Regions from separate parts of the Homo sapiens genome. Here region 1 is linked to region 2. A link is an interaction called in ENCODE POLR2A ChIA-PET data of the cell type or tissue named here. Cell type or tissue: OCI-LY7. All regions are shown on one strand. Links, peaks and the distances in the headings refer to the core of each region. The heading gives the core; the rest is flanking DNA.

The links. Peaks named below come from ENCODE experiments on the same cell type or tissue, not always from the same donor. Only the 100,000 strongest peaks of a DNase experiment are listed, where the experiment ranks them.
Region 1: POLR2A ChIA-PET joins it to region 2 with 21 read pairs; 5 of 35 experiments call an interaction of 5 or more read pairs at or near these places.

What each region holds. Positions count from the first base shown.
Region 1 is chr2:44,271,685-44,277,068 of GRCh38, forward strand. It overlaps SLC3A1 (solute carrier family 3 member 1), which reads left to right and starts at 3,796. Exons shown (of 10, transcript NM_000341.4): 1 at 3,796-4,281. The coding sequence starts at 3,852. In OCI-LY7, for the core only: no CTCF peak of the experiment used is centred there; no DNase peak of the experiment used is centred there.
Region 2 is chr2:44,222,359-44,227,742 of GRCh38, forward strand. The region is part of intron 5 of PPM1B (protein phosphatase, Mg2+/Mn2+ dependent 1B); the gene reads left to right. Among named protein-coding and RNA genes, the nearest start is that of SLC3A1, 50 kb to the right of the region's middle. In OCI-LY7, for the core only: no CTCF peak of the experiment used is centred there; no DNase peak of the experiment used is centred there.

The sequences.
Region 1 (5,384 bases), core at 250-5,249, 49 kb after region 2:
GTTTTCCTTTCAGTTTAGTTCTAGGAATGCTGCGTGAAACAGCCTTAGGTTCCCTGCCTCCAATCCCTATATTCTCCTGCCTCAATACAACTACTTTCCAAAACAGTTTGGCAGTTTCTTAAACATTAATTATACACTTACCATATTATCCAGCTATTTCACTGCTAGTTGGTTCCTAAGAGAGAAGGAAGCTATATCCTTAGAAAGAGTTGTACATGATTGCTCGTAGCAATTTTATTTATAATAGCCAAAAACAAACGAAAAAAATCCCACATGCCCACTTATAAACTGTGGTGTATATTCTTTTTTTGTTTTGAACCTCACTCTGTCACCTAGGCTGGAGTGCAGTGGGGTGATCACAGCTCACTGCAGTCTTGGCCTCCTGGGCTCAAGCAATCCTGCCTTAGCCTCCTGAGTAGCTGGGATTACAGGCGCACGCCACCCCGCCCAGCTAATTTTGTATTTTTGAGTAGAGACAGGGTTTCCTCATGTTTGTCAGGCTTGTCCTCAACTCCTGACCTCAGGTGATCTGCCCGCCTTGGCCTCCAAAAGTGCTGGGATTACAGGCCTGAGCCACGGCGCCTGGCCAGGAGCAGAGGTTTAATAGGCGGAAGAAGGAGAAAGACAAAGGAAAATAGCTCTCTCTCTAGTGAGAAAGAAGGGACTTCCAAGAGGAAAAGGTCAGCTGGTGGATACGCCAGATTTTATAGTCCAGCTTGAGGAGGCCGTGTCTGATTTAGGTAGGGCTCACAGGTTTTTTGGGTCAGGTGTGACGTTTACATAGCACACAGGGAAGGCTGGTGGCCCCACTCTAATCTTATTATGCAAATGAACTCTCCACTTGGCCGGTGCCATCTTGTCTGCTCCTTACTGTACACGTGGCTGGCAGAGAAGGGGAGGTGCAGCCGCCATTTTGAACATGTCTAGTCCCAGGTAGTTCTTTCCTGTCGCATCCACCTGTGCAAGCTCCCGGCTTGCTTGTCTATGTCTGCAGCTTGACTTTACTGGCTGCTCTTTGTTAGAAAATGATTTGGGGCATGGCATGGTGGCTCACGCCTATAATCCCAGCACTTTGGGAGGCCGAGTCAGGTGGATCACCTGAGGTCAGGAGTCGGAGAGCAGTCTGGCCAACTTAGTGAAACCCTGTCTCTACTGAAAATACAAAAAATTAGCTGGGTGTGTTGGCGGGCACCTGTAATCCCAGCTGCACAGCAGGCTGAGGCAGGAGAATCGGTTGAACCCGGGAGGTGGAGGTTGTGGGTGAGCTGAGATCACGCCATTGCACTCCAGCCTGGGCAATAAGAGTGAAACTCCATCTCAAAAAATAAAAATAAAAAATATTCAATGGGCATAATTAATAATAATGAGAGGTATCACTGGGTGCATTCAATGAGCCAAGTATTGGGATTTACTCAGTTTTAAATGTAATTTGTCCAAGATCAAGTAGCTCATTCCTCCATACCTCTATACTATACAATGCTTCTAAGCCACTCCACAAAGAGACACTAAGATTAGGGCCCCAGATAACTATCATCATTTAAAAGAAAAAAAAGTCTCATTATCAGATCAAACGATTCATAGGACTGTATGTGCTCCTGATGAAAGGGACATCATAAATCATTACATTCCTTTTTGTTGTTGTTGAGACAGAATCTTGCTCTGTCACCCAGGCTGGAGTGCAGTGGCGTGATCTCAGCTCACTGCAACCTCTGTCTCCTCGGCTCATCTCAGCTCACTGCAACCTCTGCCTCCTGGGCTCAAGTGATCCTCCCACATCAGCCTGCCTCCTGAGTAATTGGGACTACATGGGTGCACCACCATGTTCAGCTAATTTTAAATTTCTTTTGTAGAGATGAGGTGTTACTATATTGTCCAGGCTGGTCTCCAACTCCTGGGCTTAAGCTATCTTCCCACTTTCTCTATTTAACCATGTATAAGAAAAATAATTTCCCCCCAAAGTCATTTTTCTTATACCTGGCTAAATAGAGAAAGCTTTAAGCTTTAAAAAAAGTTGTGGTAAAACATCTGTAACATTTCAGTGGCATTACGTATGTTTATACTGTTATGCAACCATCACCACTATCATCTCAGGAATACTTTTCATCATCCCAAACTGAAATTCTCTGCCCAATGAACAATAACTCCCCATTATTCCCTTCCTCCAACCTCCAGTAACCACGTTTCTATTTTCTGTTCCTATGAATCCTACTACTCAAGATACCTCATCTAAGTGAAATCACACTTGCCCTTTTGGGTCTGGCTTATTGCACTTAGCATAATGTCCTCCAGGTTCATCTATGTTGCAGCATGTGTCAGAATTTCAGTCCTTTATTTATGTATTGGAGACAGTCTCACTCCATCACCCAAGCTGGAGTGCAGTGGTGCTATCTCAGCTCATTGCAACTTCTGCCTCCTGGGTTCAAGCGATTCTCCTGCCTCAGCCTCCCAAGTAGCTGGAATTACAGCATATGTCCCCATGCCCAGCTATTTTTTTTTTTTTTTTTTTTGAGATGGAGTTTCACTCTTGTTGCCCAGGCTGGACCGCAATGGCGTGATCTCCATTCACCGCAACCTCCGCCTTCCAGGTTCAACCGATTCTCCTGCCTCAGCCTCCCAAGTAGCTGGGACTACAGGCATGCGCCACCACACCTGGCTAATTTTGTATTTTTAGTAGAGACGGGGTTTCTCCATGTTGGTCAGGCTGGTCTTGAACTCCCAACCTCAGGTGATTCACTGGCCTCGGCCTCCTAAAGTATTGAGATTACAGGCGTGAGCCACCGCGCCTGGCCTAATTTTTGTATTTTTAATAGAGATGGGTTTTGCCATGTTGGCCAGGCTGGTCTCCAATTCCTGACCTCAAGTGATCCACCCGCCTTGTCCTCCCAAAGTGTTGGGATTACAGGCGTGATCCACCATGCCCAGCCTTCATTCCTTTTCAAAGCTGAATAATATTTCACTATATGTATAACCACATTGTTTATCTATCCATCTGATGATAGCTACCTGGGTTGTTTCCAATTTTTAATTTTTTAATTTATTTTTAGTTTCATTTTATTTTTATTTTCTTTCTTATTTATTTATTTTATTTTTTGAGACAGAGTCTCCCTCTGTCACCCAGGGTGGAGTGCCATGGCTCGATGTCAGCTCACTGCAACCTCTGCCTCCTGGGTTCAAGTGATTCTCCTGCCTCAGCCTCCTGAGTAGCTGGGATTACAGGCATGCACCACCACGCCCGGCTAATTTTTGTATTTTTAGTAGAGACGGGGTTTCACCATGTTGGCCAGGCTGGTCTTAAACTCTTGACCTCGGGTGACCTGCCTGCCTCAGCCTCCCAAACTGCTGGGATTACAGGTGTGAGCCAAGATGCCCAGTGGAGATTTTTTTTTTTTTTGTGGGATGGATTCTCGCTCTTGTCGCCCAGGCTGGAGTGCAGTGGTACGATCTCGGCTCACTGCAACGTCTGTCTTCCGGGGTCAAACGATTCTCCTGCCTCAGCCTCCCGAGCAGCTGGGATTACAGGTGCACACCACCACGCCTGGCTAATTTTTATACCTTTAGTAGAGACGGGGTTTGGCCATGTTGGCCAGGCTAGTCTCAAACTCCTGCCCTTGGTGATCTGCCCGCCTCGGCCTCCCAAAGTGCTGGGATTACAGGCATGAACCACCGCGCCAGTCCCGAGATTTTTTTTTTAAACCTCTGTACTTTTACCCTTTCTTCCTTGGCTGGACTTTGTCCAGCTAGGTTTATTTATAAACCACACAAAGTTCATTAACAAGACCAAGCATTCAGCAAGCCACTCTTCCACCTCCCTTACTGCAGGAAGGCACTCCGAAGACATAAGTCGGTGAGACATGGCTGAAGATAAAAGCAAGAGAGACTCCATCGAGATGAGTATGAAGGGATGCCAGACAAACAACGGGTTTGTCCATAATGAAGACATTCTGGAGCAGACCCCGGATCCAGGAAGCTCAACAGACAACCTGAAGCACAGCACCAGGGGCATCCTTGGCTCCCAGGAGCCCGACTTCAAGGGCGTCCAGCCCTATGCGGGGATGCCCAAGGAGGTGCTGTTCCAGTTCTCTGGCCAGGCCCGCTACCGCATACCTCGGGAGATCCTCTTCTGGCTCACAGTGGCTTCTGTGCTGGTGCTCATCGCGGCCACCATAGCCATCATTGCCCTCTCTCCAAAGTGCCTAGACTGGTGGCAGGAGGGGCCCATGTACCAGATCTACCCAAGGTCTTTCAAGGACAGTAACAAGGATGGGAACGGAGATCTGAAAGGTACATGCCCAGAGATCATTTAGGGTGGGTGCCAGGATGAGATTGGTTTATGGTTCTTTTGTTCTTCAGAACCAAATTATGCCTGGGTTGTTCAGTAAGCACATTCCATTATGACTGGTCATGCCAAGTTGCTCCTTGTTTATGATATTCTTAGAAAATCACTCAGCAGAACCCAGCAGTTATTTTACTAGCTGAAGGGCTATTTGCTGAAGGCCTTTGAGCCAAACGAGTTGTTTAATTTATTGCCCACTAAGTACATACAGTTGTTCAGTCATCAATTCTAACTTCTTAGAGCAGCCTTCCTTCTAAAATCTATGTCCTGTTTCTGGGGACTTTATAGTTGAATATGTCAGGGTGGCAGTTGGGAATTGCTTTCCCAGTATACGAAGCAGCTAGTTTGGCTGTGTGGCTGGGAGTGTATTAGTGAATAAAGCATAAATAATATTTTTTTAAAAATCAAGTGATATCTGTAAAAAGTATAGGCTGAGTCTTAAAGTTTAAATTCTAAAAAAGGAAGGGAAGTAGAAAAGGGGTAGCAGTATGCATTCGTCATTACTTGAATTAAGGATTGTTTAAAACCATGTCCGTATTAGTATAAAACAAGTAAAGAATTAACCAGGGGTAGTGGCGCATGACTGTAGTTGCAGCTACTTGGGAGGCTGAGGTGGGAGGATCGCTTGAGCCCAGGAGCTCTCAGCCAGCCAGCTTAGGCAACATAGGGAGACCCCGTCTCCAAAAAGAAAAAAAAAAAAGTGAAAAATTATTTTTTAAAAGCTAAGTTAATTTCTTGGTGGGTTATGTGTAAAACATCCTTACAATATATTGCTCAAACCAGAACATACTTCAGAGTAAAATTATGCCAGATGGCAGGCATACACTGGGAACTTCTGAGCAAATTGGTTGGTATGGTCACTCTACTTCAAGGCAACAATAGGAAACAAATAAGGAAACTAACAAACTAATGTTTTACAATGATAATTGGTTTGAAGAAAACAAAACAGGATGATATGAATGTGGAAAGTAGGAATGGGCTTAATGTATCTTTAAAATGCTACAAATGAATTCTTGAAACCTGCAGCTTTCTTTAATCACTAGTAGAAGGC
Region 2 (5,384 bases), core at 213-5,212:
AGGTTACTAATTGGTATGAAAGTCTGTATTTATAGAGTTTTATACTTTCATGCAAAAAGTTCTTCCCTTGAAAAAGACTCATAATGCTTTTGAATTAGTATGCCACTGATCAAGTAGTTGCACAAGTTGGTAATTTTCCAAGGGTAAAGTTGAGCAGGGGGGTGACCTGTATTTACCCAGCTCCTACTTGTGCCAGGCCCCTTATTTATACACACACAGAGTCATAGGTAATCTTCTCAGCACCCTTCTTTTACACATGAGACTTACAGAGATGAGGTAGTTTGCACAGGTCACAAAGCTAAATAAATCATGCAGCCAGAATTTGAATTAGTCTGACTCCTATTCTCTTTACATTATTCCATGTGGCCTCTTTAAGGTAGAGATTATGTATGTCTGTACCCCACCTGTGTCTACCATGCAGGAAAAATCATTTCCCATTCTTTTGTAAATATCATGTTTATCAGTCTTAAGATACTCTATTTTATTGATTGAGACAGGGTCTCATTCTTTGTCCCAGGCTGGAGTGCTATGGCACCATCATGGCTCTCTGTAGCCTCAACCTCCCAGGCTCAAGCGATCCTCCCAGCTCAGCCTCCTGAGTAGCTGGGATTACAGGCACACAGCACCACACTCGGCTAATTTTTTGTATTTTTTGTAGGGATAGGGTCTCGCTTCATTGCCAGGGCTAGTCTTGAACTCCTGGGCTCAAGTTATCTTCCTACCTCAGCCTCCCAAAGTTCTGGGATTACAGACGTGAGCCACTGCATCCAACCACAAGATAATCTGTTTTTAATGGTAAATATTTTATAAAGTTGTTGAAAGGAATGAGTTAAGCCCAATTCCTTGTCAGTTATTTTTCACTTAAATACACATATTTATCTTAATCCAAAAACGGTTTAAGGCATTTTGATCTTAGAGAAGGGAAGGAAAAACAGGATAGATTAGTCTCTTTTTGAGCCCAAAAGAATCTCTGTATTGTTTTCAGATTATTAAATTTTGCATGCATTTTTCTGTTTTACTTTAAACGGATAAATGCAATACCCATAGCTGCTTTTACATTTTTATATCACAGTTTTTAGAACTATGTGAATATTAGTTTTTTCATATTTACTTTTTATTCACTTGTCAAAGCATTGCTATGGAGAAGACCTATACTGTTTGAAAATGCAGGCCGGGCGCGGTGGCTCATGCCTGTAATGCCAGCACTTTGGGAGGGCGAGGCAGGAGGATCACGAGGTCAGGAGATCAAGACCATCCTGGCTAACATGGTGAAACCCCGTCTCTACTAAAAATACAAAAAAAACAAAATTAGCCAGGCGTGGTGGTGGGCGCCTGTAGTCTCAGCTACTCGGGAGGTTGGGGCAGGAGAATGGTGTGAACCTGGGAGGTGGAGCTTGCGGTGAGCCAAGATTGCACCACTGCACTCCAGCCTGGGCAACAGAGTGGGACTCTGTCTAAAAAAAAAAAAAAAAAAAAAAAAAAAAAAGAGAGAGAGAGAGAAAATGCACTAACATTAGTCACTATGTTTTTAAGGTATGATTGACATAACACTTACCTTTGCTATGTGGTCTTGACCATTCAAATGACACTGTCTAAAATTATTCATTAAATTTGACATGATTCTTCAAGTAACATGTAATTTATTAGAGTCTTCATTAGTCATCAATTGTATCACATTTTGTCATACTGGAGAATTTTTAGTTTAAAAATTTTTTTGTCTGACAAGCAGCACGTAGGACTTCATAAGAAACATTTTTACTAGTGTTTACTTTTTCTCTACTGTTATAAGTAGTCATTTTAAGAATTTTGGTTATGGGCCGGGCACAGTGGCTCACGCCTGTAATCCCAACACTTTGGGAGGCCGAGGTGGGCGGATCACAAGGTCAGGAGATTGAGACCATCCTGGCTAACATGGTGATACCCTGCCTCTACTAAAAATACAAAAAATTAGCCGGGCGTGGTGGCGGGCGCCTGTAGTCCCAGCTACTCGGGAGGCTGAGGCAGGAGAATGGCGTGAACCCGGGAGGCAGAGCTTTCAGTGAGCTGAAATCGTGCCACTGCACTCCAGCCTGGGTGACAGAGCAAGACTCCGTCTCCAAAAAAAAAAAAAAAAAAAAGAATTTTGGTTATGAGAGCTGTGTTTCAAAAGATAAATATTGCTGCAAATAAATATTAGCTGGTTAAATTTTATTTTTTAAAATGTGCTTAGTTCCCTTCCCCCTCCTATTACTACTCTCTGCTTGATTTATCTAATTTCTATGTCTTATTTGGTGTAAGTTAGTATTTTCATCATGAGAGATTCGACTTTTAAGCTATGTTAGTCTAGCTGATAGTAAAAGCTTAAAAACTAGGGTGGATGGGAGATGTCCTGAATTCTCATCTCAGTAATTGCCTTCAATTTACTTTACAGAATAATTGTAAACATCCCAGCTGATATGATAGTTTAATCAACATAACTAGTGTTCTATAGTTTTATTAATTTTACTATATTAAGGAAATATAAACTTCAATATGAAATAACCTGTGGTGTTCTATAATAATTTCACCAATATTTCTTTAGTAAGAGTCTTACCTGTATGAGGTACTTCCTATGCAAAAAAGGTCACTCGCCATAATGTATTCAACAGAGCGCAAAGATAGACATTGATGTTAATTATACCTGTGCACAAATCAGAGCCCTGCCATTTACTAAGATTGTCACCGTGACAAATAACTTAAATCTCTCTGAGCTTTAGTTTCATCACTTATAAAAATGATAACTGGAATCCTTACTTTGTAGGGTACCTGTGAGGATTCAGTAAGATTATGTATATAAAGTTCTTAGCACAAATATTATTTTTCCTTCCTTAGATGGTAGGAGGACATAGAATGGAATATGAAATTGTCTTTACTCTAAAAGAGTTTGCAGTCTAAGTGGAGAGTCTTGTGAACCGTTGCAAGGTAGAGTTAATTGCTATAATAGATGTGTAAAAATAGGTGTGCTATATCAACTGTACGAGTTCAGATAAAGAAAGTGCAGGAACCTAGATAATAGGTTTCTCTTCTAATATTAATGAAAGCCCATGAGAGAGTTACATAACAGTGTTTGGAAAAATCAAATATAATGGCTGCGGAAGAGGTTTCAGTCCTCTATTGTCTATCCAGAGTGATGAGAAAATGTAATTTGCCATAAGATAAAATGACTTTTAAGTGTGGTCATTAGCTAAAGTTCTTCTCAATTTAGTGATTCTGTAATGTCAGCCATTGCAAATCCGTGTCTACTTGATTTATTGGTTTGGTTTTCTTTTGCTTTTTATTTTTTTATTTTTCATTTTTTGAGACGGAGTCTCACCCTGTCACCGAGGCTGTAATGCAGTGGTGCAATCTCGGCTCACTGTAACCTCTGCCTTCCAGGTTCAAGCGATTCTCCTGCCTCACCCTCCCAAGTAGCTGGGACTACAGGCATGCACCACCACGCCTGGCTAATTTTTCTATTTTTAGTTGAGATGGGTTTCACCATGTTGATCAGGCTAGTCTCAAACTCCTGAACTAAAGTGATCCACCTACCTCGGCCTCCAAAAGTACTGGGATTACAGGCATGAGCCACCGTGCCTGGCTATGGTTTGGTTTTAGTATGTCTTTTTTTTTTTTTTTTTGAGAGAGAGTCTTGCTCTGTCGCCCAGGCTGGAGTGCAGTGGTGCCATCTCAGCTCACTGCAAGCTCCGTCTCCCAGGTTCACGCCATTCTCCTGCCTCAGCCTCCTAAGTAGCTGGGACGACAGGTGCCCGCCACCACGCCCAGCTAACTTTTTGTATTTTTAGTAGAGACAGGGTTTCACTGTGTTAGCCAGGATGGTGTCCATCTCTTGACCTCATGATCTGCCTGCCTCAGCCTCCCAAAGTGCTGGGATTACAGACCTGAGCCACTGCGCCCGACCTAGTATATCTTTTAAAAAGCAACTTCTCTTCCCCAACTGTCACTACTATAGCAATTCACAGAAATACAGGTGATTAATAATGTAAGTGTCAGTTGGAAAGCGAGAGGTACTTTATCTGTTGAACTTGCCAAAATTGACCCAAATACGACAAATGGAACAACCTTTCATCCAACCTTATTAATAAGTCCACCTCCAAATTGAGTCATGCCATTTAGTCTATATCAGTGATTCTCAACCCTGGCTGTATATCAGAATTACCTGTCAGGCTTTAAAAGAACAACCCAAATCCACTGAATCTGTGTATTTTGAAATGGAACTTTGGCATGTGTGCAATTTTAAAAGCTCCACAGGTAATTCCAATGTGGAGCAAGGGTTGATAATCACTTTATGTGTAAATCTTTGAAGCAGATTTTGTTTTAATGTCCTGTAATTTTTTTTTAATAAAATGGTAGGTTTTTATCTTTTTTTTTTTTTTTTTTTTTTTTGGTTTGGGGGTTTTCGGGGGAAGAGGGTTGTAGGCCCTGCATTAAAAGGTCTTTGTGATATACCGTAAAGTAGAAAATTTCCTCTTAAAGACTGACAAGGTTTATCATTAGAGTATACTTATCACATGTTGTTCCATCTCAACCCTTCCTGAATAGATTAAAATGGGAAACTTTTTATTTATTTATTTATTTATTTATTTATTTATTTATTTATGAATGAATGAATGAATGAATGACAGGGTCTTCCTCCATTGCCCAGGCTGGAGTGTAGAGGCATGAACATGGCTTACTGTAATCTCAACCTCCTGGGCTCAAGTGATCCTCCCACCTTAGCTTCCCAAGTAGCTGGGACCAGAGGTGTGTGCTGCCACACCTAATTTTTTAAATTTTTGTTTTGTAGAGACGGGGTCTCCCCGTGTTGCTCAGGCTGGTCTCAAACTCCTGGGCTCAAGTGATCCTTTGACCTTGGCCTCCCAAAGTGCTGGGATTACAGGCATGAGCCACCAGCCCTGGATGAGAAACTTTATTTAGGGAAACATGTTTTAAGTCCACATAATAAATTTTGCAATTAAATGACAGCTAATATGCTTGTTGTGGAAAATTGGAAAATTCAAAGAAAATAAAGTATCTAGAACTCCCTACCCATTATCATTATATTGCTGTATTTCCTTTCTTTCCAGGTATTTTTACATATGCTAACATGAACAGATACACAGACGTATATGTATCCAAAAAGCATGGGCCATACACAGTATCATCTTTTTTTTTTTTTTTTGGAGATGGAGTCTTGCTCTGTCGCCTAGGCTGGAGTGCAGTGGGTGTGATCTTGGCTCACTGCAACCTCCACCTCCTGAGTTCAAGCAATTCTCCTGCCTCAGCCTCCCGAGTAGCTGAGATTACTGATGCACACACACCATACCTGGCTAATTTTTGTATTTTTAGTAGAGATGGGGTTTCACCATGTTGGTCAGGCTGATCTCGAA